Linked DNA regions of Mus musculus: all the other regions are linked to region 1. Evidence: chromatin loops called from intact Hi-C (ENCODE). Cell type or tissue: left cerebral cortex. All regions are shown on one strand. Links, peaks and the distances in the headings refer to the core of each region. The heading gives the core; the rest is flanking DNA. Region 1 holds the start of Kctd18 (potassium channel tetramerisation domain containing 18). Region 2 holds the start of Aox3 (aldehyde oxidase 3). Region 3 has its middle 6.5 kb from the start of Aox2. Region 4 overlaps Aox2 (aldehyde oxidase 2). Region 5 holds the start of Aox1 (aldehyde oxidase 1). Region 6 overlaps Aox3 (aldehyde oxidase 3).

Evidence for each region. Peaks named below come from ENCODE experiments on the same cell type or tissue, not always from the same donor. Only the 100,000 strongest peaks of a DNase experiment are listed, where the experiment ranks them.
Region 2: a loop joins it to region 1, with 2.5 times the contacts of the local background. A loop is called at or near these places in 2 of 42 quality-filtered maps.
Region 3: a loop joins it to region 1, with 3 times the contacts of the local background. A loop is called at or near these places in 2 of 42 quality-filtered maps.
Region 4: a loop joins it to region 1, with 2.1 times the contacts of the local background. A loop is called at or near these places in 6 of 42 quality-filtered maps.
Region 5: a loop joins it to region 1, with 2.1 times the contacts of the local background. A loop is called at or near these places in 5 of 42 quality-filtered maps.
Region 6: it touches region 1 in a loop (4-fold over the local background); 2 of 42 quality-filtered maps call a loop at or near these places.

Annotation. Positions count from the first base shown.
Region 1 is chr1:57,967,421-57,972,413 of GRCm38, forward strand. Kctd18 (potassium channel tetramerisation domain containing 18) reads right to left here and starts at 2,664. Exons shown (of 7, transcript NM_001159864.1): 1 at 2,601-2,664; 2 at 77-303. The coding sequence starts at 269. In left cerebral cortex, for the core only: CTCF peaks have their summits at 1,911 and 2,729; DNase peaks (open chromatin) are centred at 2,242 and 2,713; H3K4me3 peaks cover 1,322 bases; H3K27ac peaks cover 800 bases.
Region 2 is chr1:58,110,565-58,115,557 of GRCm38, forward strand. It overlaps Aox3 (aldehyde oxidase 3), which reads left to right and starts at 2,572. Exons shown (of 35, transcript NM_023617.2): 1 at 2,572-2,748; 2 at 4,307-4,364. The coding sequence starts at 2,695. In left cerebral cortex, for the core only: a CTCF peak has its summit at 2,426 (motif pointing left); DNase peaks (open chromatin) are centred at 994 and 2,431.
Region 3 is chr1:58,269,374-58,274,366 of GRCm38, forward strand. No RefSeq gene overlaps it. Among named protein-coding and RNA genes, the nearest start is that of Aox2, 6.5 kb to the right of the region's middle. In left cerebral cortex, for the core only: a CTCF peak has its summit at 1,987 (motif pointing left); a DNase peak (open chromatin) is centred at 1,975.
Region 4 is chr1:58,294,367-58,299,359 of GRCm38, forward strand. It overlaps Aox2 (aldehyde oxidase 2), which reads left to right. Exons shown (of 36, transcript NM_001008419.2): 9 at 1-79; 10 at 1,497-1,589. It overlaps Gm15759 (a long non-coding RNA gene), which reads right to left. Exons shown (of 3, transcript XR_865437.3): 2 at 4,464-4,602. Among named protein-coding and RNA genes, the nearest start is that of Aox2, 19 kb to the left of the region's middle. In left cerebral cortex, for the core only: a CTCF peak has its summit at 2,160 (motif pointing left); a DNase peak (open chromatin) is centred at 2,137.
Region 5 is chr1:58,026,910-58,031,902 of GRCm38, forward strand. Aox1 (aldehyde oxidase 1) reads left to right here and starts at 3,060. Exons shown (of 35, transcript NM_009676.2): 1 at 3,060-3,149. The coding sequence starts at 3,108. In left cerebral cortex, for the core only: no CTCF peak of the experiment used is centred there; DNase peaks (open chromatin) are centred at 2,886 and 3,774; H3K4me3 peaks cover 1,369 bases; H3K27ac peaks cover 1,279 bases.
Region 6 is chr1:58,142,329-58,147,321 of GRCm38, forward strand. Aox3 (aldehyde oxidase 3) reads left to right here. Exons shown (of 35, transcript NM_023617.2): 10 at 342-434; 11 at 4,096-4,247; 12 at 4,866-4,959. Among named protein-coding and RNA genes, the nearest start is that of Gm39643, 4.5 kb to the left of the region's middle. In left cerebral cortex, for the core only: a CTCF peak has its summit at 2,616 (motif pointing left); DNase peaks (open chromatin) are centred at 1,077, 2,136 and 2,573.

The sequences.
Region 1 (4,993 bases), core at 309-4,308:
AATAAAATCAAAAGGAATTTAAAATAGACTCCCACTTTAATGAGCATTCGCTCAGGCTCAGACTTTAGACATTTACCAGATTCATCTGTTTTTAGAGGGAAACGACCACTAAACATAGATGCCAGCATAGAATCCTTAAAGCGGCACAAAGACTCTCGCCGGGCTGTGTAGATGCAGCCACCCACATTCAGCCGAAGGATATCTAGCACGTCTTCTGCTTCATGGCCTGCCATTGCTCCCTTCGATGCCTGAAGTTCTGCCTTAAGCATTCAGAAACTTTGAAACAGTAGCAGTCCCAGACCTCTGTAAAAACAAAGGACAAATACCTTGTTGAAAACAAATGGACAGGCTAATATATTTCAATACAATCACACAGACTCTATTTCACGTGGTATGAAAGGCGTCTGAGATATGCTGAGTTGGGAAAATCTGTGCCTGGGGTTTTATAAATAGACAGTAATATAAATCACAGCTGATAAAGTGACTGTTTAAAGAATTATACAAGATAATGCACAGGCAGGCACAGGTAAAGCAAAGGCAAGACAAGCTTATGATTTTTTGGCACTCACGTGTTTTTAACAAGTCTGAAGGAACCATCTAGACTGCAGAAATCAGTGTGTAACACAGACAAAAGGTTTTACCACTTATAATCTTTGGCTTCTTGGATACATCGTTTATAATCACTTTCTTGTTTCCTTATCCATAAGATGGAGGCAGCAATGATCCAAAGAGCTCCAGAGGAGTAATTAAGGTAACACACACAAATCATGTGGCACAATAAATGACAGGCCATGTATGATCCTACAAAATTTCCCTTAAGGTATACACTGAGGAACTTGAAATAAAACTTTGGAGATTAAAGAAACAAAGAGCAGAAATTAAGGATAACTGGAATCATTACATTGTAGTTAACTATATAATTAAGTAATATATCATTAACTGAGATCAGAATTCTATTTATGCCAAGGGCTAGAGAGATGGCTAAGTGGTTAAGAAAACATGGCTATTTTTACAAAAGACCCAGGTTTAATTCTCAGTACCATATGCCTTACAATGATAGTCTGTGACTCCGGTGATCTGATAACCTCTTCCAGTCTCTAGGGGCACTGCCCATCTACAGCACACAGAAACAAGGCAGGCAAAACACCCATGTACACAAAAACAAATAAAATGTCCAAAACTGAATTCTATTTCTACAGACTGCTCTAGATCCTTAGGTCACACCCTGTCTGTCATCCAGCTCCTTCGCTTTAAAACGGACAAGGTTGTGGGGAAGAGCTCTCTATGGAATCTGAAACGGGCTAAAAGACAAAGTTTAAGATCCTCACCCCTGGAAATCTGCAGCTTCTACACTTTCATAGTAAGTGAAAAACTTACTGCTAAACTCAACTGAATCCATGCCAATTCAGTGTTACTAAATGATCAACTAAAATCCTTCCCCACAGACACCAACTTCACCATATGCCATTATGAATCTGAGAAAAGGACAATAGACAAAATTCATTAGGAACCCAACAAGGTCCAGGCCTCCAAAAACACTTACTGGCGTGACCTCCTGCTGCCTTAAAGTCCTGGAAGTAGCACTCTAACCAATCATGAAGCAGAGCAACCAACTGGTTCACACTGTTCACAGACACCTGCTCTCTAGAATTTTCTCATGTTCGTACATAAAGATTCATCTCTTGCAAGATCTTTCTGCGCGGAATTGGTACCCCTGCACAACAAACTCTCATACAGATCTTACACCATGTGTTTAAATCTCTATTTTTTTTTAATTTTTATTTTGTCCATAAGCCCAATAAAAGCAAAGGCACTGCCATTCTTAGTAATCTCCATTTACTGAATGCTTATTGTGTATCTGACACTGTGAAGAAACATTACCTAATTCATAGAAAAACTTTATCATACAAATTTTACTGTCCCTACTAACACAGAACACTAGGGGCAAAAAATTCACTGATGTGTGTGGTGTCTACACAGACTTGCCTGATAATAAGCAGTGGAGCCTGTCACAACCCAGGGCAGCCAGGTGAACCAGAAGGGCCAGCTTCAGGTTCTCACGGATGCTCCCACAGACCATCCCTTTAACACAACTTCCACCTGGTTTAGGCCCTTCACTGACTATCAGCTGCCATTTGGGGACCGCAGCCCAAGGCCAGGCCCCGTGATGACACTCCTCGATGCACCCACTGAGGACTCTGTTGTGAGAAGGCAGGGTTCCCGCACGATGCACCAAACCGTCGAGGATGTCTGCTGAAAAGGCAGACTCCCGGCCACATCAGGGTCTGATTCACAAAGTCTGAGAGGTGGGGACGGGCGCCGACTACACTTTTGAGAAACACAGCTCATGGGGCTCACGCCCCTTCGCCACGGCTGGACAAAACCGGGAAAGATGGGGAATCACCAGGCCCCGCCAAAGTCTTCCTGGGCCAGCGGACCCCAATTCGGTCTACAACGAAGCCTGGTACCCAAAGCGCCCGTTTCATCAGAGAGGCCGGCCGGGGCCTCCCTCAGGATGCCCCGCAAGGCTTCGGGGCCCGCCACCCACCCGGAGCCCGGTTCCTCCACACCGGCGGGCGGAGCGGCGACTGCTTACTGACCTGCGGCCGCCAGTCCCTGGGCGCAGCCGCCCAACGCAGCCGGGCCCGGACGCGGAAGTAAGCCGTCGCCTACTCGGATGCTCCACGATTGGTAGAGCGGAGCAACCCGCGGCGCCCCCGTGCGGTCCCAACGTGCAGTGCGCCAAAAGGGAGGCCTCGCCCCGGACCCGCCCCGCCCACGGGACGGCGGTGGCCACGCCCCAAGAACGTTCCTGAATTTTCCCGGAGTCTAGGCCCCTCTGGTGGAACAGGATGTTTTCCAGCCCCAGGGGAAGCTACTCCATTAACATATTAGAACTTGGATCTACCCATTTGCATAGTTTGTGGCGTGCAAAGCTTTTCCACAAGGCACACTTTATACCTGTAAAAGATGGTGGTTGGTTTCTAAAAATATTTATTAAATCTTTGGAAATTTCATACATCAGAATTAAGATGGTAGTTTTATTCTTGTTACAGGAAGGAAAACCGAGGAGGGAGGACAACCCTCCATTCAACATTCTTGCACACCCAGCACTGTATTAAGTCGCTTGTAGAACTATTTAATTTCTTCTTAATAAAACCCCCATAACACTTAAATCTTCCAACTGTATAGGGCTATGTATTTCAAGATGAGTGAAACAGTCCTGTTTTCCGGGCACTTCGCTCCTTACTAGATTCTAAAGTCCTCTTTTACAGGTCTTAGGAAAGAAGCCAGCCAGAAGTATGGCAGCCTGCCCTTCAGCTAAAAAGTCTTGGGAGACAGGGAAGGTTTGTTCAAGCTGCCGTGATTTCTCACAGGATAGAGACCAGGCTCTGAGAATGGAGCGCTGGCCAAGACAGTGTCAATAGTTTACATTTTAGTATTTTTAATCACTGTAACCAAAAGACCTGACACACACAACTTAAAGGAGTGAGGGTTTATTTTGGCCCTGAGTTTCAAAGGTATCAGTTCCTAACAGCAGGGAGCATAGAGTCCCAACCCATGGGATGACGCTAGCCAATTCAAAGTAGTATTTCCCTAACAGTAGTCCTCTCTCCAAATGCCCACGTAGACACATGTAGGCATTTGCCTCACCTATCTTATCTGGGAAAAAAAAAATTCTGCATTTTAAGCATAGCTGATCGATCAGCTTTCCTAGTGTGGTGTGAAAGTAGACATAGACAATGAAAGAAACTGAATTGAGCAGTGCTGTATTTCAGCTTTATATGGGCAGTGAAAGTAAATTTTCTTATTGCATGAGTCAGGAAATATTCTTCAAAATGAGATTTCTTTTTTTTTTGTAACATTAAAATATGTAGTATGTATTCTTAGATCATGGACTGTAGAAAGCCCATGGCTGCCTCCTCTTCCTCCTCTTTGGGGCGGGGGTGGGGGTCAAAACAGACACCAATCAAAATAGTTACAGAGGATAATGGCTACCTCAGAGTAGAGGCAGGGCAACGTTGAGTTGAAATGAATGAAGCTTGAATGGAGAGTCCCTCACTGGTTGGTAGGACTTCACTCCAAGAGCTAAAAACGTGAATGTGTTCACTTTCTGAAGAGACTCAATAATAATATTTTAGGGGAAAAAAGAACTTGGAAATTGGTAGAAAGAAAAGAAGCTAGTATACCTGAGGCTGGGGTAGGCACTGGGATATAGGGAAAGGAGAGAGACACAAGCTGAACAGTTAGGTTTTTAAAATCTTTTTTATGAATGAGGGCTTTGCTATGTCAGCTGGGCTAGCCTGGCGCTCACTGTCCTCCTGCTGAGTGGTGGAATTACATCTGAACCAGCTGAGGCTCTTGTCTTAGTTTAAGCATAACAGGAAACCATTCTGGGCTGAAGCAAGGAAGTAATATGGGGTGTGTGTGTCTGTCTGTCTATAGACTGAGATAAGAATTTACGGGAAAGGTATACTATTGAAGCAATTAAGTGTTGTAATAATCTAGAGGAGAAGAGTAATAGCTTCTATCTGACCTGTGATGGCTACAGAGAAAAGTAGATGGATCCTTGCTTGCCTTCCTTTCTTTCTTCCTTCCTTCCTTCTTTCTTTCTTTCCTTATTTATTTATTTATTTATTAGTCTGTTTTTTTGTTTTTGAGACAGGGTTTCTCTGTATAGCCCTAGCTGTCCTGGAACTCACTTTGTAAACCAGGCTGGCCTCAAATTTAGAAATCTGCCTTCCCTGGCCTCCCTAGTGCTGGGATTAAAGGCGTACACCACCACCATCCGGCCGGCCGGATCCATGCATTTAATACACTTAGAAAACAAAAATGACATGAAGTCAACTAGTGAATCACCCAGGATGTTTTTAGTTCAGGTCCTTGAACAAGCATCAGACAACAGGATGAGATTAGGTAGGCAAGACACTCACTGAGGACAAGCCTGTGAGGGAATGATAGCAAGGCATGGAGGAGGACCTGAGAGAGATTA
Region 2 (4,993 bases), core at 281-4,280, 140 kb after region 1:
AATTCTAGGCCTTTAGGCCCAGACTTGGGAATGTGGCCTTTGTAAAGGTATGCTAATCATAAAACAGATAGTGACATTCCTCCACCCACCTGCTTCCTGGGTTCAAAGAGTGCTCATTCAAAGAAAGTCACCCTGACCATTACCAGAACCTTGCAATGCAAATGTGCTACCAGGTATTCCTTGTGACTCTTGTAACTTTGCACTTCCTTGTGACTCTTAACTGGTATCTTTGGTATCTTCCAACAACGCCCTCCCCACTTCCTTGAGTTGTGGTTTCTTCCTTTAAATACCCCCTTACCCAGCTACTCGGGCACCACGGTCCTCTACCCCTGCGTGGTGTATGACCGTGGGCCCGAGAGTGCTCTTGAATAAAAATCCTCTTGCAGTTTGCAACAAGACCGTTTCTTGTGGGTGATTTTGGGGTGTCGCCTCTCCTGAGTCAGAACGTGGGGGAGTCCTCACGTTGTGGGTCTTTCAGTACCACTCTGACAGTCCTGGAGAGCTTAAGCAGCTGGAGTGTCAGGTTGGAAGTCCCCCCCCCCCCAGGATGCAGATGTAAGAAGTGAAAGACCGTGTGGTGCTCTGCCTCACTGACAATATGCTATCAGAAAAGAGTTGAACATTTATAGATTATGCAATTAGCCATTATATGCTTCAAAATTCTTCAGTTAAGAACATAAAAACCCTAATAAAAATGAAAGGACACAAAAAGAAATAGAAATATGCCCTAAATATATAGCAAGTAGATAAGATAAGAGAAATGCCAGCTAACTGTGAACCATCCTCAGATACTGGAGAAAGGGAGGGTGGGGTAACAACGGAGATGAGAAGCACACCCTGCCATACAGGACTTGTATGGCGCACGTGACTCAGGAAAGAGTTGCCTCCAGCAAGATACTCACTTCTAAGCCAAGAATTCCAGTCAGAGAGTTTGCTCAGCAGGAACCCTTGCTCAATACCCTTCTTCCCTACCCCACCACCAATCCCCTTTCTGATTTCACCTAACTTACTCTAGGATCCACCCACCCCCCTGTTTCTCCTGTTGTTCCTTTTCTGGCTTCATGACTCACATACTCTCCTCTCACCTAACTGCATGTGTGTGTGTGTGTGTGTGTGCGTGTGTGTGTGTGTGTGTGTGTGTGTGTGTGTGTGTGTGTGTGTGAGAGAGAGAGAGAGAGAGAGAGAGAGAGAGAGAGAGAGGGAGAGAGAGAGAGAGAGAGAGATTTCGAACTGTTATGCAAACGAGGGGTGGGGCTCAACCAAAACAAAATATGCATGAAATGCTGTAAGGAAACCTCTTACTCTGTATTCTAATTTTAAAATAAAAGTTAGCAGAATAAAATCCAGAAGCAAACAAGCAAACAAACAAAACCTGCTTAAAATAAAAGTAAGGAGAGAGAGGAATGAGGGAGCTGGGTAGGTGGACAGGTTGGCTCTAAATATGCAAAAATAGAGCTCAATTTCCACTGCATCATATTTTTAACACACTCTCTCTCTCTCTCTCTCTCTGTGTGTGTGTGTGTGTGTCTGTGTGTGTCTGTGTCTGTGTCTGTGTCTGTGTCTGTGTCTGTGTCTGTGTCTGTGTCTGTGTCTGTGTCTGTGTCTGTGTCTGTGTCTGTCTCTGTCTCTGTCTCTGTCTCTGTCTCTGTCTCTGTCTCTGTGTCTGTGTCTGTGTGCTCACCTGGGCACTCAATGCCCAGAGAGAGCAGAAATGTTCATACCCCTGGAGCTGGAGTTACAGAAAGTCTGTGTTGCCCAACAAAGTAGCCAGTGCTCTTATCTACTGAGCCCTCTCCTGCCCTGTAGAATATTTATAACTGGAAATCTGAGAACAATTCACAATGTAAATGACTGTCAGGCATGTTTGGTAGTAACATTCCCAGTGCCTCTACTGTGCAGCTGCTGCTTTAAGCTCTTTCCCTGCATGGGCTCCTTTAATCCCCACATCAATCTTCCCCTGAGGAAGATGTTTTTGTTGTTGTTGTTGTTGTTTTGTTTTGTTTTGTTTTTTCCAACTCCTAGGTAAATCCACTGAGGTACAGACAGCCAAAGTAACTTGGGAGAAAGAAAAAGGAAAACAATTTTGAAATCATGTGAATGGTTTAATTTCACCTTTTAGAAATTAACAAAAATATTGTTGAGAAAGTAACAAAAATCCATGTGGGCATTTATGTGTGTTCATAAATGCCATCTAACCCTGCAACAGCATGCGTGAATCTGGTTGCTAAATGTTGGCACAGAGAAATTCTACTTTGTTGCTTCTCATACTTGTATCATTTCTTAGAGCATTCTTTGTATAGTTTAACGGCAAAAATAGCAAGCAAATACACTTAGTGTGAAGACATAGATCTGAGAGCAGTGAAGAGCAGCCCATCGGCATCCCTTCCACGTCACCGATAACAGCGCCTTCTTGTTGGAAAACGCCCTCTAGTGGCTAGCGCCTGGGGCGTGGAGAAGTGAGTCCGGAGCTGGTGCTGGGCCAGGTTTTAAGGAAAGAGGGAATTGGAAGCAGGAGGAAGGTTGGGAGCGATGATGGGCAGGGCTGGGTGGGAGGAGTCCTCAGGCAAAGCCACAGAGCAGATTTAAATCCTGTAGGGCAATTCGGTCTCCTGCAGAGCACAGCAGTTCATCTGAGAGGTGGACTTAGACACATTAGGTACAGTTGCACAGAGTGTGGACGACTATCCTCAAGTAATGTCTCCTTCTAAGGAGTCAGATGAGCTTATTTTCTTTGTGAATGGAAAAAAGGTAAGTTCTCTACACTGTAATTAATAAATGTACATAAGAAACTCTGGTAGAAGCGATCTGTCATTAGCATTGCCAAAATGAAGGGCTGTGTGGGGTCGGGGAGTTGTTGCTCAAATGATCTAGCGATCTGCTATGCTTCTTGGGGAACAAGGGAGGGGGGGAAGAGAGAGAGAATCTATAATGTTTTGGGACTAGTAGGGAGAAAGTGTGCAGCTATGTGTCTCCAAACCAAGCCTTGTCTCATTTGAATGCACCTAAGCACTGGGCACTGGCTTCCTTGCAAGAGAATCTTCTAACTCTTCCTCAATACCTCTTCCAGCTCTGACTCAAACTTCTGTGCCACCCAACTTCTGCTTTCACATGTATGCACAGATCCAGAGTCCAAGGTCTTTAGGTTATTTACAAATGCTTTTAAACCCTTGGGTCAGGAAGAATGGAAGAGAAAAACCTACTGGAAGGCCAGGTGAACTGTTAATTTACATGTTAACACCTTACTCCTTTAAGATTGGATTCATGCCTGTAATGCCAGAATTGGAGGGGGGTTGAGGCCAACTTAGTCTCAGAGTGAGCTTCAGGACATCAAGGGCTATGCAATGAGACTCTTGTCTCATAAGTAAATAAGTAAGCAAGCAAATAAACAAATGAAGGGTCTTGTCTCACTTAAGAAATGAAGCCTTTTCTTCTTTGTCTTGAGCTCTTGAGACCTAGACAAGACCTAAAATGACTGCGGTACTGTCTGCATATATGCTGGACGTTCTTGACGATTGTGTATGATGTGAAGGTCCACAGCCTGTTCTCAGCACTGTTGGCACAGGGAAAAGGGCAGTCAGAGTTTAAGCTGAGCTTGTGGTATTGTGTGGGGTGTGCGTGAGGTGTGTGTTTTGTATGCTGTGCTGTGAAGGCTCAGGGTGATTGTGCAACGTGGCCAAGATCTCTTGGCTAACAAATACTGGGGAGAACTTGGCTTTCATCTCTGGGTTCCTTTCTTTGCTCTGTGATCCCTTCCTGGGGGAGGTGACCATTCGTCTAAGACACTAATGCTAAAGGGAGAGGTGGGGCTTTCCTGAGTGTTTTCCTAGGGCTGCTGAAGGAATGCTGTTTGTCTGCTGCTGTCAGAGCTCCTGTTTATTTAACTTTTCAAAACTGGATGGAGAACACAGACCAAAAAACAAAACAAAACAAAACAAAAATATTTTGGTGGTAGTGATAAGAATTAAAACTCTTAGTTTAATTCTCTGTCTTCTACTATAAGGTAGGGATGCACGAATTGTTTAAGTATATGGCTCTTCAACTTTTTATTAGTCTCTTGAACCCATATTGTGCTAGAATTCAAAGGTTTGTTAAATCTCTGTTGCTCCTCTAAAACAAAGCCAGACATTTCCCTGTCAAAGTATAGCCAAGTACAATATAGCATTATATAATTTCATAATTGCAAAGAGGGATGGGTGTTTAATCAAGTCAGGCAATCAAGGTCAACAAATATGTTCTAAATCCTTCTTGCTATTCAGAAACCAACACGGCAACTTCCTCAACTTATACGGTCACTTCCTCTCTCCAGGTCACCGAGAGGAATGCAGACCCTGAGGTTAATTTATTGTTCTACTTGAGAAAAGTCAGTATCCTTTTGCTTGTTTGAGAAAACAAACCAGCTTTGCAGCTCTGGGAACTAAGGAGCTTCGCTCGCATTCACAGAGCTGTTTCCACCGCATTTTACCGAGAATCAAGAGTGTTTTACTTGTGCATAGGAGCAGTGTGGCATGAGGTCACTTGCCTTGTAAATGGGACTGGACTTGAGAGTACTGACAAATTTAAGCAAGTTCAAGGATCGCCCGGGGATATGAAGAGTCACCTGGGGACACTGACCAGAATCTGAAGTTCAGGAGCAGGAAGAGGTGTAAAAGAACATGCGCAAGTGTGAGAACCAGAGTCTGGGTTCCCAGAAATCACACAAGGCCTGGCATGGCAGTGCACATCTGCTAATCTAATACTCGTCCAGCAAGATGGGAGATAAATGGACTCGAGTCTCTGAAAGTTCATGGGCTAGCCTGTGCTAGCCTGGGGTTAGCAGCACAGCAGAGAACAGGAGACTCTGTTTGAAGACAAGGTAAAGGGTTAACACTGATGCAATCCTCTGACCTCAATATACATACCAAGTACACACACACACACACACACACACACTATACAGAGAAAAATTTAAGAATATGGATTTCTCTAGCCCTGCTTCCAAGAACCCAAAATTATT
Region 3 (4,993 bases), core at 381-4,380, 300 kb after region 1:
CAACACTACCACCCTGGGAGCCAGGCTTCCAGTACACACCTTTGAAGATAAGCTGTATTCGAACCAGAATAGATGGGGGAGCAGGACTCTGTACTGTCGGGGACTTGTGTGCAGAAAATGCTCTCAGCCACTACAAGAGCCCAGGGTGGGCTCGTCTCTCCAGCTCCACGTCCAGGTTGCCTGAGTATATCACACTCACACCAGAATAGGGAGCAGAGACCAGCAGGAGAAAGTCTTACTGTGTCCTACTCCAAAGTGAGGATGAAAATATGTGCCTCTAAATGTTTAATTCAATCTTTTAATTCCCCCCCAATAATCTACGTTTCCTAGAACCTAACCCACAAACTCATGATGTCAGGACAATTAAAAAAAAATAGTCTCACTGCACAACATGCATTCCTGATTGGATTTCAGGCGCAGTCCACATTAACGAATTCATGTATGGTACTATAAATAAACCTAACCAAAAGCCCGTAGCTGTGGAGGGGGGCATCTGCTTAGCAGGGAAGCAGCTGCTGCTGTTTTACCTGGGCATGATGTGCCTGTCCAGTTCGCCTCTGCATGGTTGTGTTTGTGTCCGTACACCGGCGCTGCTCTTAGAAACCTCTTTTTGCAGTGGGCAGAAGCTAGAGAAACTCCTAACTGGTTAAACTGAGAAGACCAAGTGACTATTAAATGCAAATAAATAAGACATCTCTGTCACTTCTCCCCGTCACAGGTAAGGTTCCAGGAGAAGGGATGTAAAGAATGCAGCAGCTGGAAAAACGGAGGAGAGAAACACACCGCTGTCTTCTGGGTATTGCACCAGTGGGCTTACCTCACCGGGGCGGTCAGTAATGTTGCCTGGGGACCGAAGTTGAGAACAACTGTTGATAATCCTCCCCCAGTAGCCTACACAGCCCCTTCTGAGGACTAGCCATTAAGGCAGAAGCTTCCATTCCAGCCCAGCCCAACTTCCTCTGTGTTCTGCACAGGATCATCTCTCAGCATCCTGTCAGGGAGAGCTCACGAGGTGCCATTCCTCCCTGAGAGTGTATAGATAGATGGATAGATAGATAGACAGACAGACAGACAGACAGGCAGACAGACAGACAGACAGACAGACAGACAGACACACACACACACACACACACACACACACACACACAAAGATGTCATCATGAAGCCTGAAATTAATATAGTGGACCTGCTAGTGGTTATTTCTAAGTGGCAGAACTGATGGTGCTTCCAGTACAGTGGTTACAGTTTTCCAATTGTTCCTTTATATATGTTGTACTACTTTATAGGTAACACACGTGATTTAAACTTGACATACTATAGATCATACATTTTACGCTGTTTCCCTAGTTCCTCTCATTTTTTGCCTGCTTGAGCTGTGACTCATTACATTTGTTCTTTTGTTAATTTGGAAATTCAATTATATCTCTAACTCTTCATTTCTACTTACCTATGAGCAGATATATATCCTCTACTGATGTTTAGAAAAAGGCTACCAAATATTGTCACCACAAAAAGCAAGTCTTTTCTGGACTCCTGCTATGTCTGTCTCTGTATTTCCCCCTGTGGGCCTGATAAGAAAATACTTAGTGTCTCGTTTACCCCCTCCCTCACCCCAGAAGCCCCCCTACTCCTTAAACTGCTACCGTCGTTTCCCTTCTAACCATTCACTGAGTTCTCTTACTACACAGCTCTTGGTAGAACTGTATCACACATTCTTAAAATCCCGGCTCTTATCTTTTAGATTACTTCTTGTCTTCATTTTTAAATTAAGGTTGCTTTTTGTTTGGTCACACACACACACAAACACACACACACACACACACACACAGAGAGAGAGAGAGAGAGAGAGAGAGAGAGAGAGAGAGAGAGAGAGAGAGAGAGAGACTAATCACTAGATGATGCTTTTACACCCTTTAATAGTGTTCTTACCTTTCTGTCCCAGAAAATGCAGATCTACTGCCCTCTGGTGCTCAGAGTTAGCCAAGCTCTTGGTGTCAAAAATGATTTTATTTCCTTTGCTTCACAAGGAAACTTACTCTGTCCTCTGGGTGGGGACTTCACACTAGTAGAGCTTTCCTAGCAGGAGGTGAAGCCCTGGGTTCAACCCCTGCACTGCATAAACCAAGCATGGTGGTGAACATCTGTAATTCCGGCATTCACAAGGAAGGCAGGAGAATCCGGAGACAAAGTCACCCTCCACATAGCAAACTTTAAGCCAACCTGGGATACAGGAGACCCTGATAAGAGAGAGGGAGAGAGACAGAGAGAGGGATAAAGAGGGGCAAATTCTTAGAACCTTGTGGAACAGCCCCCTCGTCTTTGGGTTTGAAAGTGGCCTCAGGTCTTTTATCTCCAACCCAGCCTGTAAATTGGGAACATTGGAATCTCTAGAGTAAAATCACTCTTCATCTCAGGGGAATACAATAACTACATTTCAGTGAGGCACAGCTAATTTAAATTAACCAGTTTGTTGGTTAGATGTAAGTCCTATTCTGTTCTGATAAGTACTTAGAAACTGCTTTAAAATAAAATTTAAAAGAATAAACTTCTCATTTGGGCCTGCAGGCAATGAAAAGCATAGTAGGCTTTGGCCATGTCGTGGGAGGGACGGTTGGGGGCTGTAAGGAGAGTCCCCTCCCGCTTCACCTGAGAGGTCTCGTGTGGCCAAGGTCATATGAGCTTGTAACTCACTTACTCTGTGGTCCTAGAAGATCTGCTCTCCCTTTTCCATTTCATTAACACAACTCACTGTCCATGGCTGCTTGGTACTCAGTCAGTACCTAGAAAAAGTGACACTCTCTAATCCAGATTCACAGGAGGCCCGAGCAAAGGTGAAGGGGAAATGGGAAGTGGTAACTTTTAACATCTAAGAAGTAATAAGTTGGAACTCACTTTGTAAGCCAGGCTGGCCTCGAACTCAGAAATCCACCTGCCTCTGCCTCCCGAGTGCTGGGATTAAAGGCACGTGCCACCACGCCCAGCTCCTAAAGAGTTTCTACCAGCTATTAGAGGGATTGAGTCTAAGCCTTGTATTCTTAATGAGTTGTGTGAGCACAATTCCTATCTAAGAGTAACAAAATTAATTTTAAATTTTGTGACATAAACTTTTGTATATAGACACAAAATTTTATGTCAATGAAAACTTTAAACCTGTATCAATATATAAATTCTGTACCAATGTAAGAAAATATAACTTCAATTCTTTACAGATTCACTCCAATCCCCATTAAAATTCCAACGCAATTCTTTACAGACCTTGAAAGAATAATATTCACCTTCATACAGAAAAAAACAAAAACAAAAGCTTAGGAGATCTAAAACAATCTTGTACAATAAAAGAACTTCTGGAGGTCTCATCATCCCTGATTACAGGTTAGGACTACAGAGCAATAATAATAAAAACTGCATGGCATTGGCATAAAAACAAACAGGCTGATCAATGGTATTGAATTAAAGACCCAGAAGTAAAACTGCATGCCTAAGAACACTTGAGTTTTGACAAAGAAGCCAAAATTATACAATAGAAAACAAGAAAGCATCTTCAACAACAAGCAGGTTTAGCCAGATGTCTGCATGTAGTAGAATGCAAATAGATCCATACAGATCACCTCCACAAAACTCAAGTCCAAGCAGATCAAAGACTTCAACATAAAACCAGATACACTGAACCTGATAGAACATAAAGTGAGGAATAGCCTTGAACTCATTGACACAGGAGACAACTTCCAGGACAGAACACTAATGGCTCAGGCACTAAGATCAACAATTAATAAATGGGACCTCATGAAACTGAAAAGCTTCTGTAAGACAAAGGACACTATCAATAGGACAAAACAGCAGCCCAGAGAAACTGGGTTGATATCTAAAAAAATATAAGGAACTCAAGAAACTAAACATCAACAAATCAAATAACCCAATTAAAAAGTAGAGTACAGATTTAAATAGAATTCTCAACAGAGGAATCTCTAATGGCCACAAAGTACTTAAAGAAATGCCCAACATCATTAGTCATCAGGGAAATGCAGATCAAAACAACCCTGAGATTCCATCTTACACCTGTCAAAATGGCTAAGATCAAACACACAAGAGACAGCTCATGCTGGTGAGGATATGGAGCAAGGGGAACACTTCTTCATTGCTGGTGGGAGTGCAAACTTGAACTGCCACTTTGGAAACCAATTTGGCAGTTTCTCAGAAAATTGGGAATAGGTCTACCTTGAGACCCAGCTATACCACTATTGGGCATATACCCAAAGGATGCTCCAACATATAACAAGGACACTTGCTCAAATATGTTCATGGAAGCTTTATTCATAATAGCCAGAAACTGGAAACAATCTAGAATGTTCCTCAATGAAAAGAGAATGTGGTACATTTACACAATGGAGTATAACTCAGTTATTAAAAACCATGACCTCATGAAATCTGCAGGCAAATGGGTGGAACTAGAGAAGATTATCCTGAGTGAGGTAACTGAGACCCAGAAGGACAAACATGGTGTGTACTCACTTATAAGTAGATAATAGCTGTAAAGTAAAGGATAACCATGCTGGATAATCCAGACCCAAAGAAGCTAAGTAGTAAGGAAGGCTCAAGGTGGGGCAAGCGAATCTCACTGAGAAGAGGAAATAAAATAGACATCATACGTAGATGCGGGGGTGGGGGGCGCTGGGGGAGAACTGGACAGGGAGGGGCGGAACAGGAGGGATCAAGTAAGAAGAGGACAGAGAAAGTACTGGGAAAGACAAGTGGAATTGGGAGTGGGTAGAAATCTCTGGGACAAGCTAGAAACCTAGAGCAATAGAAAAATCCCAGGAATCTATGAGGGTGACTCCTAGCAATGGGGAGTAAAACCCTTGACCTCCAATTTGTTCTGTTTACAAGATGTTGCAGGGGTAAAGATGGAGCAGAAATTGAAGGAATGGGCAACCAATGACTGTTCCAACGTGAGATCCATGCCATGAGAGTGAGCCCACCCCTGACACTGCTAGTA
Region 4 (4,993 bases), core at 296-4,295, 330 kb after region 1:
CCAGGAACCCTCCAAGAACTCTTGGTGCTGAAAGCTAAGTACCCTGAAGCTCCTCTCATCTCGGGCAACACAGCCCTGGGTAAGTGGTCACAGTCTGCCTGGTTGAACTTCCTGGTCCCTGATCCGTTCCCAATCTGCTGCTTAGAGATGAAATATTCACCTGTCTAGCAAATTCAGTGACTTTCAAAGGTGATGGACATGCACCCTAGTAGTATTCAGGATAGCTGGGGATGATATGAGAGGGTTTTAAAAAAAAATGTTTTAATTCATTTTATCTCTTGTTCTTTTGCTACGGTTAAATATTAAATAGACATAAAGAATGTCATAAAATATTTGTGGATGTATTAACAAACATACCTACTGACTACCCATAGCCATGTTAATAACTTTGCTTCACACACATACACACACAGACAGAGTCCAGTGGTAGAATGCTAACCTAGCCTGTTCAAGCTCTGGGTTTGATGCCCAGCATTCTCCACAAACGTGTAATTGGTGTTCTAACCACTGGCCTTCTGAGAGGCACAGCCATTGCTCCTCCCTCCCTTCCCTCCTGATGACACCCCTCAGGTGAACTGTTTGTCATTGGTCAGCCTCTTCCTCATTTTTTATGATTACCACATACGTCTGAATTAACTGAACAACGTGTCAGTTAATTTTGTATATACTGTACAGAGACTGTCGCTTTTACTCTGAAATTTGTGTCTTTCAGTCAACATTCTTGACCTGAAACTCATCCCCTGTTTTTGCACGTTCATGGGTTCTACTCCATTATATGAGCACGGAAAGATTTGCCCCTCCAGTCTGTTAAAATAGCTCCAGCTATTTCCAGGGCCCCCAGGTTTTATAAATGTCTTTTTATTTCCATGCTGTGGATCAAACCTAGAGCCTCACACATGATCAGCAGGTGCTTGACACCGAGTCATATGAACATTCTCTATTTTGGTTTGGTTTGGTTTTTTGGGGTGTTTTGTGTGTGTGTGTGTGTTTTGTTTTTGTTTGTTGTTTTGGTTTGGTCTTTTGTTGTTTGTTGTTGTTGTTGTTTTGCTTATTTTGAGGCAGTCAAAAAAGTGTTGTCACTTTGACCAGCCTGGAACTCACTATGCAGGCCAGTCTGGTCTTGAACTCACAGAGTTCAAATTCAGCTGGCTCTGCCCCTGAGTGCCGAGATCAAAGGCATGCACCACTACTCTCAGCCACAAACATTCTTAGAAGTATTTCCAGGTTCTTTGGCCAAGCACTGGCCAGTCTTATGTGTAAGGGAGTTTGAGGAGCCTCTCACGGTTTTATTTCCTATTGGTCTACATAGCAGGAGTACAAGTCAGGGAATGCATACATTGGGCAGAGGAGTATATATATATGGTCATTGCTTTCACTTCCATACATATTTATTATCAAAGTTTAAGCTTTGTGTCTGAATGTTTTTATGAGAAATGTTCAATGTAAAAGAAAGGGCATTTTTTTCTCTCTCTCTAAAATGTATTTTTTTCCTTCAGGACCAGCCATGAAGTCTCAAGGACACTTTTACCCTGTCCTCCTGTCTCCTGCTAGAATTCCTGATCTAAGAATGGTGACTAAAACCAGTGGAGGTAAGTTCCAGCCCTGCTAGGAAGTAGTGAATGGCTAACCTCGGCAGATCACCCTCAGGTACCTATCTTATTAGCTCCGGCCCATACTGCATTCTTTTTCTGAAGTGAAAGTGTGTCTCCTCTGCAAACCTCATGGCCAAAGTCAAGGTTGTAGCCAGAGACCCTCCATACTCTTTGGCCAAGCACTGGCCAGTCTTCCCGCTTTCTGACTTTTCTCTGATACCAAGTATCAGTAAAGTCAGTAATGAAAATAGGTTGTTCCATAGGAAAGGGTCACTTTTCCTCAGCCCTCCTGTCTCTGGGGCCCTTATATGAGGCACAATTCAAAATCCTCAACATAGCTTAATCTTTCCCCTATAGATGAAGAACCTGCGGTGCAAAAAGAAAATGTGCTCGCCCAAGGGCATCAGGTTACAAGGTCACCAGCTCACAGTTCAGAAGCCCCACTGCCTTTTCACATTAACTGCCCAGCTTGGTCCCTCCGCCAAAGGAAGCCAGCCAGGCTCTGAAGTCTGTGCAACTTGTGGCCAATGACTCGCTTAAAGCTAAGGCGTGAGCACCCTCTAGTGGTCCTCAGGAAACTTCCTGTGGCCAGCAGTGTGAGCACCACTGGGGTGTCTGGAACCAGCTGTGCTCACGGCAGCACCCTCAGGAGTCATATATCTCTACAACAGTCCCACCTTTGATGTAAAGGTCTCTTTAAACTACACGTTCATTCATATATCCACAGTTGGCTCAGCCTAATTTTCTTTTAAAGGCATTAATATGAAGTGTCCCAAAGTCACTGCTGATGGGCCCATGAGGCATAGAGTCAAAGTTTAAAACCATATAGAAACACTGAGGAGGTAATGTGAACAATGGAAGCACCACAACAAAGGCCCAGATGGCCTGTCTGGCCTCGGTCAGAGTATGAACTCCCGTGAGGACAGAGCTATATAGAACAGGGAGCTGGCATTTTGGAGCCCCGCTAGAGGGTTGAGCTGCATGGGGTTGTTTTGTTGTTGTTGTTGTTGTTGCTGCTGCTGCTGCTGCTGCTGCTGCTGTCTGTGTCAAAACCAGAAGCAGGATCAGGGTATGGTGGCTCCTGCCCTCATGCCTGGAATCCCAACAACGTGGAAGGATGGAGAGGGAGGATCAGAATTCAAGGTCAGCCTTGGCAACAAGAGACTGACTGTCTCAAAAACAGAAAGCAACAAAAAGCCAAAAGAGGCAGTGATGATCCACTCTGGTCTCTGTATTTCTGGCTTAAATAACAGCAGTAAGATGTTTATACGATGTTGTGTCTGGTTTGTTTTTCCCTAAAGAGAGCCAGGGTCTTCTCGGGACAATGAATCATTTGACAGAGAACAAGGTTAGCTCTACTGGGCTCCTGCAGAGATACAGCAGGCATTTAGGGTTTGAGTATTTGTTGTTGGTTTTTTTTATTATTATTTCATGTGCATTGATGTTTTGCTGCGTATATGCCTGTGTGAGGGTACAAGATCCCCTGGAATTGGAGGTACAGACAGTTGTGAGCTACCACGTGGTTGCTGAAAATTCAACCCAGATTCTCTGGTAGAGCAGCCACTGCTCTTAACCACTGACATCTCTCCAGCCCTTGGGTTTGAGTTTTAGTTTGCGGTTGGGAAGATTATTTGGCTTGGTTTGGTTGGTTTGGTTTGGTTTGGTTTGGTTTGGTTTGGTTTGGTTTGGTTTGGTTTGGTTTTAGAAGCACAGTTTCCTTAGGTAGCCCAGGCTGGCCTCAAAATCACCCTGTCTCAACTTCCCAAGTGCTGGGGTTACAGACATGTGCCACTCCGTCTGGTTAAGGCCAGAGGTTTTACAGAAGTGAACAGTAGATTCTAATAGAACCACTGGGATAAGGAATCAACAGGCCATAGGTAGGGGTTCTGAGGTGAGACCAGATCTCATAAGAATTATCTTCTATGAGATGCTGAGACAGGACAAGCACTCCAGGCCGACATTCTGAAAATGAGGGACTATTTAGTTACAGATTTCAGGTGAGATTTTCTTGGCACATGAATTACTGGTCTTCTCCATCCAGGAAGTTAACTGAGGTTAGTGAAACAGGGGTCGGGGGTGAAGGAGGGGAGAGAGGGAGTGAGAGGGTGTTGGCAAAGACAAAGGATATATTGTGCCAAGAACATTTAATATTGACAAAATATAGCTATGTGGGAGGGTTGAATACTCTCAGAGATGAATCAACAAGAGAAAATTAAAAATCCAAGCAGAAACCTGTTAAAAATCAGTCTCACAGCAGCTATCCGGGGCCTGCAAGTGAGCTCAACTCCAGCCCTGTGTGCTAAGGTTTCATTATGTAAACTTGAGAGAGGTGAAGGATTTCTTTTAAAAGGTCAACTCTGGTTGTCTTGGGTGACCACATACTTTCCTATATTGATTTGAACCCTTCTGTCCTACTGAGGAGAAACCCTGAAGTTCTTGCTCACATCCTGCCAATCCTCACACGTTTAACTCCCAACTGTTGTCAAAATGTTGATTACTTTCTGGTCAGTTGGCAAGGAGCACTGTGCCTCTCCTCCTGGGTGCTCACCCACACAGCTCCCTTCGCCCCACTCCTGTGACCCCCGAACTTCCCCACACCCAACACCACCAGCCAATGGGAAGCCTGAGGCAGCCGCTCCCTTGGGATGTGTTTGTTTTGATTGGCCAGTGTCCTTCATGGACCGACTCATGAAGGTTGTGATCATCAGAGTTGGAAAATCTGCAGTCAAAATGTGACTGATTTGATTCTTGTTTGGGTCATCTTGGCCTAAATTCTCGAGCTATTATATTTAGAAATGTTTTCAAATAAGAACATACTGAAAGGTCACACAAAGTGGGAGTGATTTACATGGAGAGGTTCACACGGCCTACCTCATTTCTTGACAGGTAAATAGAAGCTTGGCTTGTTCATTACTTGGGTTGGTCGTTCACATGTTTTTCCTCTAAGAATCACCAGGAGCGGTTAATGTGCTGGTATCCTGTCAGATTCAAATTGGCATCACCATAAATCCTGGGAGAAACATAAAGCCAGGGAGAAGGTCACTCATATTTGTCCGAACTTCAAGTTTGTATAAAAATCTCTTTCCTTCCAAAAAGTAAGTGTTGATTTTAGACCAAGACCTAGGGATTCAAATAACCTTTGCCACTGTGATAATGTTATCAGATTTATTCTCCTTAACCCCATAGTAATCATGGTCGATCAGAAGGATTATGGGAGTTCTAGAAGGATCTACCACTGGCATGTTGTTGCCAGTACTTCTTCTCTCCTATCTCTATTTCTTCACACTTGTTCAAAGACAAGTGCGGCCACAGGGTCCCGTGCATAGCTACACAGGAGACAGATCACCTTGGAGCATTTTAAAAGTTTTATAGCCAGGGCCGGGGAAACTGGATCAGCTATC
Region 5 (4,993 bases), core at 462-4,461, 60 kb after region 1:
TTTTTTCTTTTTTGTTTCTTTCCTTTTTTTGTGACAGGGTTTCTCTGTATAGTCCTGGCTGTCCTGGAACTCACTCTGTAGAGCAGGCTGGCCTCAAACTCAGAAATCTGCCTGCCTCTGGTTTCTTTTTTACCATTAATAGCCAAATACCTGTAGAGCACCTTAAAAGTGGAAAGAGGGTTGATCCGTGGAGGCTTGTCCCTGCCAGGCAGATGGGTATGAGTGCTGGGACATATGGCAGAGAAAAGTAGGTCGTCTTAAAAAGGAAGCAGGGAGACTAGGGTCCTGTGACCCACTTTGTCCAGCTAGACCCACCTGCCAAAATAAGGCCACCAGCTGGGGAAACCAAATATTGAAAACACAAGCCTGGGGGGGGGCATTCATATCTGAATGATTACACATAATCACTTCATTGCAAGTTAACCACTATTTCACCTGTGATTAGCACAACTGGCAACTGGTTGGCCCTCAGTTTGACAAGTCTGGATAACATAGACTCTTTAAGTCGAGAGAAAAGTTACCACTGCTTAGTGAGTTTGAGATCCTTTTCCTAAGAAGTTAGCCTGCAGTTAGCCATTAACAAAAGTATCTTCTGCTGGATGGAGAACAGGGAGAAATAGCAAAAGGTGTAATTTTAAGACACCAGGCAGCTTCATGTACAGCTCAGCCGTATGAAGTGAAAGCAGGCAAGCCCGGGTTTTTCCTTGGTTACAATTCTCCAGGCTTTTCTGGCTTTTCTTATCTAGTCATGTCCATTTCCTGAGAATGTTTGGTAGTGCTGGCAACAGCGTCTTTGTCTTGTTTCTAAATTCTATGAGAATGCCTCTCCTGAAAAGGATGGTGACTTTTATGACCAGAAAACCTGTACTATAATCGCATTGCAGCATAAACCATTATTATTTTGAGTGGTTTTTGAAGAGTCGAGTGGTACTGACTTTGTCAAGCTGCTTGGCACTGACAGAAATTCGATTAGCACCCAACCAAGAGATAAAAGTCCGTAATCACTGTTCGCAGTACTCTAAAGAACTGAGAAAGCGAGAGGAAGGGAGGGGACCCTGGGGCACCACAGAAGGGACTGCAGGAAGAGAAAGGATGGAATTAAAAAGCGTGAGCCCCAGGCCTCTCCTGTTGCTGGTGTCCATGCCTTCATGGACACTGCTCTGCTACTCTGGAGCCAGCAGGTGCTGCCAGAGTGGCTGCTCTGAGTCCCCACAACCCAGACAATATGGCACATTTTCCTCATTGCCTTCCCTACGTCTAAGACCCTGCGTTGCTGAAGACTAAAGAGGCCTGGCAAGAGAGAAAGATGATTTGCAAAATCCTGGCCTTAAGGCAGAGTAGAGAAGTATGGGTGGGAATCCGAGTAACACTAATAGTGCACGTGTGCACACTCACATACACAATGGTCTAGGAATATTTATCAATGTACTGATATGAAAACAGCTATGGATCCTGAAACCTTGTGTTTTAGCCCTTTGCTTTGAAAAAGACTATCACCGTGTACCTAGGGTGGTTTGAAATAGCTTAATTTTTTAAATATGTATTTTATGTGTATGAATGTTTTGCCTGTGTGTCTGTATGCCTGTGTATGTGTGTGCATATGTGTATATGTACATGCGAATGCATGTGTGTGAGTATATGTGTGTATATATATGGGCATGTGTGTGTATGTGTGTGTGTGTAGGTGTGTGTGGGTGGGGGGGGGAGTAGATGTGTACATGTGCATATGCCAGGGGCCCTGGATCATTAGAAGAAGGAAATGAGATTCCCTGGAACTGGAGTTTCAGAAGACTGTGAATGTTAGGAATTGAATCTGTTAGAAACAAATGCTCTGAGCCACTGAGCCATCTCTAGTTAGTAAGATTTTAGAATGGAGATTATTGGCATCAGGAGAGTAAAAGAATTCTAGCTTTTAATCTGTTCATCTAATCTTTTAATCTCTTCACTATTGCTAAAGCAGAATGCCCCAAACTGGATACTTTATAAAGAAAACAGGTTTGTTCTAGTCCTGGGTCCTGGAAGCTCTTAACCTCTGAGCCATTTCCCCAGATCCTGTCAAACATAAAGTATTTTTCAAAAAAGAAAATGTTTGACAGATATGGAGGCTCACACACACCTTTGATTCCAGCACTCAGGAAGAGGCAGAAGCTGATAGAAGCTGTCAGTTCAAAGCCAGTAAATTCCAAACTAGCCATAGCTTTATAGTGATGCTTACACACACACACACACACACACACACACACACACACACACACACACACACACATACACACACGTTTTCTGTCTACTGGTAAAACACTGTCTGAAATGTGCTTAAGATCCTTGGGAAGCAAGGAGGTGTTAGCCACTTACTGTTAACCACTCCTGGAATTGCTGAGATGTGGTTTCTTCTCCTCTACCTACAAACGGGAAGTTTTCACAATAAAAATGTTGTGTAGTGGTGCATACCTTTAATCTCAGCACTCAAGGGGCAGAGGCAGGTGGAGATCTGTGATTTCGAGGCCAGCCTGGTCTACAAAGAAGAGTTCCAAGACAGCCAGGCTGTTACCCAGAGAAACCCTGTGTGAATGGGTATTGAGGGGTGGGGATGTTGTATTGCATGAATAAAATAACCTAGGGAGATATACTAAGGCCTGGAAAATAATTTGGTCTCATTTGAGACTTGCCAGGTTTTATAAAGTGGATTCTAAAATATAAAGAAAGCCAAAAAGTGAGGTTAAGGGCGCAGGACTCTTGGGAAGTGACTCAGCAGTACAGCCAGGCTGCCTTCCCCCTAAACAAACGAGAGGATTCTGGAAACCACTTCAATAAGCAAGCATTGGCACAGATACTAGAGCAATGACTCAGGACTTCCTGAGGCTGGCCGCCCAGCTACCCCTCTCTCCCATCGATGCCAAAACCCAAAGATTTCAGCTTGTCTCCCACGCTGGCACACTCTGTAGTGTCAGGAGAGTTTTCCCTTTAGGACCTCTGCAGCATTGGCTCTTCCAAAACTTTCTGGGAGGGTGGAGACTTAGAAGCACAGACAAGCCCCGCCCTGTAGCCTCGGGCAATTTATTCTCTGCAAGGACTGGCGCTGCTAGGGACCTGCTAGGGACCTCGGAGTCATGGACCCCATTCAGCTGCTCTTCTACGTGAATGGCCAGAAGGTGAGAGCCCGCGGGTAGGCAGACTCCTGCACCACCCCGGACCCCAGTTCTGGGCCCTATCCCAGCCTGCGCCCTGCTTTCGCTGAAACCTTAGCATGGGGTCTCATTGGGTCCTCAGCATAGGAATCTGCATTATAAAACTCAAAGGAGATCAGATTATTTTTCAGACCTTTCGCATCACGACCAGCGCATGGAAGACTAAGAATTTCAGAATGTCTGAATCCCAGGGCCTCTCCCTTCCGGACGGGGAGCATCCAGACCTTCCCTCCCTTAAAGCCTCCGGCTGATAAGATCTTCCAGCACAATTAAATAAGTAGCCTCAAGTCTCTGCTTGTCTGGGTGAGCAATACCCAGCTTTAACAGGGCCACAGAGGTGCACTGGTTCTAGCTACTCTGTGATTTTTCAACTTGGTGAAGCCAAAGCAAGTTCCTGGCACAGCACAGCTTGCCAGAATCAGGGGCTCCTGCCGAGTGTGGCATTTTGTTTTATTTGTGTGTGTGCCTTGGCTCTGAAGACTTTTATGGCGGCTCCAGGCAAATCCTGTTGCTTGGGGACAGCAAAGCCTCTGGGCATCGTTTAAAGCAGCCGTCTGGGCAGTGGCCCAGCTCATCTGGAGTGTTCTCTGTGTAAACTGATAGCACTTTGAGTGGGGGGTGGAGAGCTGCTGTCCACAATGTCAGTTCCGCCCTTTGGATCCCGCTGTGTTCCCTGTGTCTGGCTAGGGACAGCCAGAGCCCTTGTTCTAGCTGGCACTGGCTGACCAACTGGAAGCCAAGGAAGGTTTAGCGCCAACCAGACCTTTCCTGTGTGAGGACTCTTCGGAGGCTATGAAGTTGAGTCACACTGCTGTAGTTTTGTAATGTGTTTTCTTCCTTGAAGAACAGGGTCTCCCAAATCATAGAAGCCCCCATTTAAAAAAAAAAAAAACCTTTATGAGTCCCTGCTTCATGGCCCTGAAGCGGGATAGATGGATCCTTAAATAGATGAAACCCATTAGCTGTCCCCCCATCTCCCCACAGGACTACCATGAAGGTGAACTAGAATAATGGGTGAAATGGCTGCCCTGTTCCTTCCGTTTCCTTTTGCATAACAGAAAAAGCTGGAGTGTATTCTGTCCTTACTAAACGAACGGAATCCATTGCCGCTCACTGGAGCCTCACTGCCTCTTGGAGGCAGACTCCAAGGCTACTAACAGGCCAACACTACTTATTGCGAAAAGAGCAATCATGAATATCCATTGTGTGTTTTCATGAACATCCTAACAGATACTAAGCTATGTTTAAGCTTATGGGATATAGCAAACCACAGAAAGGATGCGACCCCTGCTGGTGAGGGGTTGACACTGCTACACTGCTGGGGAAACAGCCAACAGGCATATAAATAAATGGAGAGAGTGTGGTGTCAAGCAGCGGCAGGTGCTGGCATGAAAACGGAGTGATGAGCAGAAACTGATGGGGTGGATGGAGGGGATGCGTTGACCTTTCAGATCAGGGGGCATTGGAGCAGTGTCTGGGATGAAGTAGGACCCAGTCAAGCGCGTGCACACAGACACATACACACAAACCACATATAGACATATATGTATACAAATGCACACACACAAACACTCACATATGTATATGTGTATACAAATACACACACACACACATATATGTGAAAGGAATTTCAGGTAGAGATATCCAGGTGCAAAGGTCCTGGAGCAGAAGAATGTTTGTTTACATATGATGGGAATAGATTGCTAGGGCTGGAGGTGTGGTCAGGAGCCAGGGTACAGCTTTATAAATGATGCTAAGAGTCTAAAGCAAGACAGCAGCCATGTTGAGTCTGAGGTCTCCTCCCTCCT
Region 6 (4,993 bases), core at 440-4,439, 180 kb after region 1:
TAGGCAAGTGCTCTGCCTCAAATTCATAGAAACCCTCCAATTCCAGTCTCTCGGATGCTGAGATGACAGATATGAGCTACTAAGTCTGGCTCAAAAAGCAACATTAAAAAATATCCTTCTCTTTATTAAATGTATCCGTTAATAGGAAATACACAACGTGTTGAGAAGAACATGGACACATACAACTCTCAATCTGATGCTGTATCCTCCGTCCCCTTCACCTTCTAAAGTTTTGATGTAGAGACTTGCGGGGCTGCCCTCCTCCTGCGCCACTGCACACACATAGGCGTGTGCCACCAGGCCCAGCATACCTGTATTATGATGATTCTTCTCTCTTTTAGGGCTTCATATGAAGTTCACAGACGTATCTTATCCAATTATCATCTCTCCTGCAAGGATCTTAGAATTATTTGTGGTGACTAATACAAAGCAAGGTATGTTCTTATTTATTCTAAGAAGGTTTGTATGCTGCAAATGGATGGTTGGGGGAAAAAAAAGCAAAGGTTGCTTGACACTAAGGAGATCACAGGCTCTTGTGATGGAGGAGATCACACTCAGCCAGTGCTGAACTGTGGCTGATCCTTTGTAAAGAACATGTCCTGAGTTTAGGAAATCCTGAAAAACTTTGCACATCCTGTCTTGAGATTCAACTTTTTCCGCAGAGAACTAGGCCTCGAATAATTTTTATTGATTTGCTCAGACTCTCATCCTGCTATGTCTAAGGTCCCCACTCCTTGAAGAGTACCTTCCCTGTTGTCTTCACTCTGGCAGCTGAGAAAATGGCTACCCTAGACTCCATCTGGTAGACACCCTCAGTTCTTTCTCCAGGGCCACAGAACTGATTTCAGGGAATGCCCACAGCTCTCCAACAAGGAGAAGCTCAATGGCCCTCCTGCACGAGATCGTACTCAATGCTTTAGGTAAATGCTAGTCCATGAAAAGTGCAAGGAGAATAAAGCCATGTCCCAACATTCATTTTTCAGTTCCTTTTCAAGTTATCGAGTTTCTCCCATGAGCCAGGTACAGGGCTGTGAGCTGGCTGATACGGTCTCCCAAGAAAGACACGGTTTCTTCCCTCAGCATTAATCACACAAGCAGCAGATATGAGAGGAAGCCTTCAGATGATGTGATGCTGTGGGTGCTGTTAGTCATATTTTATCTTCTGCAGAGTCTTCCTCCACAGCTAACAGGAGCCTTCAAAATGGTGCTAAGTTTAGGATTGCGACACTTTCAGTGCTTTTCAAGCTTCAATTAAAAAGAATCTTGGACTTTTCTTTTTAAGGAAGGAATAATACAAAGGTAAATAGAAATTTGTTAGTGGAAAACCAGATACAAAATTACTAGCATCAGATTGAGAGTTGTATGTGTCCATGTTCTTCTCAACATGTTGTGTTTTTCCTATTAACGGATACATTTAATAAAGGGAAGGATATTTTTTCTTTTTTTTTTTTTTTTGGTTTTTTTTGTTTTGTTTTGTTTTGTTTTTGTTTTTGTTTTTCGAGACAGGGTTTCTCTGTATAGCCCTGGCTGTCCTGGAACTCACTTTGTAGACCAGGCTGGCCTCGAACTCAGAAATCTGCCTGCCTCTGCCTCCCGAGTGCTGGGATTAAAGGCGTGCACCACCACGCCCGGCTATGGGAAGGATATTTTTAAATGGTGCCTTTTGAACCAGACTTAGTAGCTCATATCTGTTATCTCAGCATCTGAGAGATTGAAATTGGAGGGTTTCTGTGAATTGGAGGCCAGCCTAGGCTATTCTATAGTGAATTCCAGGACAGTCTGAGCTGTAGAATGTCTCTGTCCCTGTCTGTCTGTCTGTCTGTCTGTCTGTCTGTCTGTCTCTCTCTCTCTCTCTCTCTCTCACACACACACACACACACACACACACACTTGTCATCCTGTTGGAGCAGCTTGTGCAGAAGAGCATGCGCTGTGCTGGGGAACCTCCTACCTGACCGGCACGATCCTGGCAAGCCTCATCTTGGGGTAACTGAGAACCTGGAAACAATACACAGGCGCACATACTAGGTTTGTCATGGTTGCCATCCTCAGCCCTGGTTTCAATGCTGCTGAGTCATGTCACAGCCCTGTCTCTGAGCACTCAAGTCAGACAGTCTTCATCTTGCCAACAAATGGATCCTCGTGCAGTAAGCGTTCTTTCAACATCCACTGGGCTGTAAATAGATCCCTGATCTATAGTTTCCAGTGGCCTAGATCACTATTTGTTCAATGATAAATCACAGCCAAAGGAAGGCAGGCCAAATAGGTTGGCAGCCTGAGTTCACAGTGTGAGATGAAAAGCCACGCGGGGTAGAGAGGCGGACAAGTAAACAGATCTCATCTCTCTAGATGAATCTTTGGACTTGTGAGCTGGGCTGTTTATTCTAGGTTAACTGACTGGATAAACATATCAAAACCTGACCAAAAGGAATTCTGCCGGGAGGCGAATCATCCACCACACCCATTAACACCAACTGAAGCAACCCTGCCTTTCTCCAGGGAGGGAGGCAAGCAAGCCCTGTGAGACAAGAGCCTGCTTACTGCAGATTCTTGTCTCCACAGCCCTTTTGCTTAACGTACCAAAAATTACATCACGAGCTCCCTCTGCTGAGCGTACACTGATAAATCAGAACCTAAAACATTTGTGTTCTGGGAAAGGTAAGCAGTTATAAATTAAAAGTTTCTCTATAGGAAGTCCAAGACAGGGTGTCACATACAAAGCAGAGAAGTACTAGCTGAACATTTCTGGTTTCCCGACAAGATTTTCTAAGCGTGGCTGCTGGTGGGCTGGTGATACACAAGGACCAGAAACCTCACCAGGAAGAGCTTGCACATGCATCTTCCTAGCACTTAGCAGAGCTGAAATCACACCATTTATTGCTTGCCCGGTTTTCTCCTTCCCTACCGGATGCTGACTTAAGAGGAGACCTTGTCTATATTCTCTGCCCTAGGATGACGAGCACAGCAGATGCTCAGAAACAGCTACACAGTGGATGAGGCAGGTCGAAATTTATTCATAGTGTCTTTTAAGGTAGTCCTCCAACTAGAGAACGATAGAATACTAGTCACACAAGGACAGATGCGTGTTTACTAGTAAGTAATAAATGAGAAAGGCAAGGCTGGGAAGATGGCTCAGTGGTCAAAAGCACTTGTGGTCCACACAAACCTGAGGACCAGTGTTTGGACTTCCAGAAACATGAGTGGGTGTATGAATGGCCTGCCTTTAATTCTAACTTTGGAAGGCAGCAACAGAAGATCCCGAGAGCAAACTGGTTATCAGGATTATCCATATAAGCAAGCTCTGGGTTTGACTGAGAGACTCTGCCTCAATAAATAAGGAGGAAAACTGATAGAAGACGATCCTAAAATCTTATATGTGCACACATGTGCCAGCACAGATACAAACAAGCACACTCACATGCACATGAAAATGGAAGGAAAAATAAATAAATGTGAGGGCACCTGTGGACAAGGGAATGGAATCCAAGTTCAACTTTGAAATGGGAAGGGTTTGGTATGAACCAAGGAAAGACGTGTTGTGCAAGTCATCAGAGATACAGTGGTCTGAAAGCAGGTCTTCATACTGCCGCACTGGCACTTACCATCTGCTGCTGAGGGGAGACGTCACACAAGCTACATGGAAGATCACGGCTATGACCAGGGCTGTACAAGAGAGGCACATGATGTGTTAGGGAGCAGGTTAACAGGGCAGCCTGATGAAACTACAACTTGGGAAGGCAGATCCCAGAGCAGGTAGGTGGGAAGCAGCAGATGGAGAAGGTGGCGGCTTCGTGAACAGAACACCAGGGGCAGAAAACAGCGCCTGATGCTAAGTCACAGACTGGGCAGAGGACAGCAGACAGCCCTCAGCCCTCACGAGGGAGTGAGCGCTGGCTGTCCTGGTGTGTTCGGGTGCCTTTCAGGGATCATGTAGTATTTTTGCTCTCTCTTCTTCATATTTATAAGGTGATCTAGTGAGCATGTGGAACCTCCTGAGTGGGAAAGACAGCATCATAATCAACTCTTGACGTCGTTCCTCACTTTCCCCCTCACTCCCCGGCTTCCAGAACATTAACAAAGCGCTCTCACTCTCAGGGCTGACACTGGGCGCAGGCCTCAGCCTGACCCAGGTGAAGAACGTCTTGTCTGACGTGGTCTCCAGACTCCCTAAGGAGAAGACGCAGATATACTGTGCTCTCCTGAAGCAGCTGAAGACCCTGGCTGGGCAGCAGATCAGGAATGTGGCCGTAGGTTCTCTGCAACCCTCCTCTGGGTGGGGACTCTTTAAGGAGGGAAGATAGCATTCATCACTCTTTCTGTTTCTGGCTGTATCCATTTGTGGTTTCCACACGGCTGAATGAGAGGTTGCCCACTTCTAGATCCCTGTGGAGTAAGCCACTTAAATGACCAGGTTGGTGTGCAGGGACGTCTCTGGCCCCACACTCATAGTCCCACCTCCCACCAATACTTAGACGCAATTTGTGTGGCTTCCTTTAACCATGTTTTTGTCTGCTGCCGTGCAAGCCTCATGTGCATAACTGGAACAATGTCCGCATCCATAAATCTCAACAAGCACCTTCCTAATAGAGGTGGCGTTTGCTGTGTTCCTAATAGAGGTGGCGTTCACTGTGTTCCTATTTTTTTTTGGGGGGGGGTGTTGCTATTGTTGTTGTTTTGGGGTTTTTTTGTAAATAATTAAAAGGATAAGCCGTTGCTGTAAACATTTCAGATTTTGCAAGAAAACCTGGAGCCCTGCTGGCATGTTTTATTCTAATTGCTGAATTATCCTGAAAAGAAACACTAGGCTCAGCGGACTTCAGCGCTCACAACAAAAGCCTGGGGATGCTTACAAATCTTTCCTTTAGTCCTTAGGTGGTCATATTATCAGTAGACTGCCGACCTCTGACCTCAACCCTATTTTGGGCATAGGCAATTGCATCCTCAATGTTGCCTCAACAGGTAAGTGACTGAGTTCCCTTCTAAGTACAGGTGA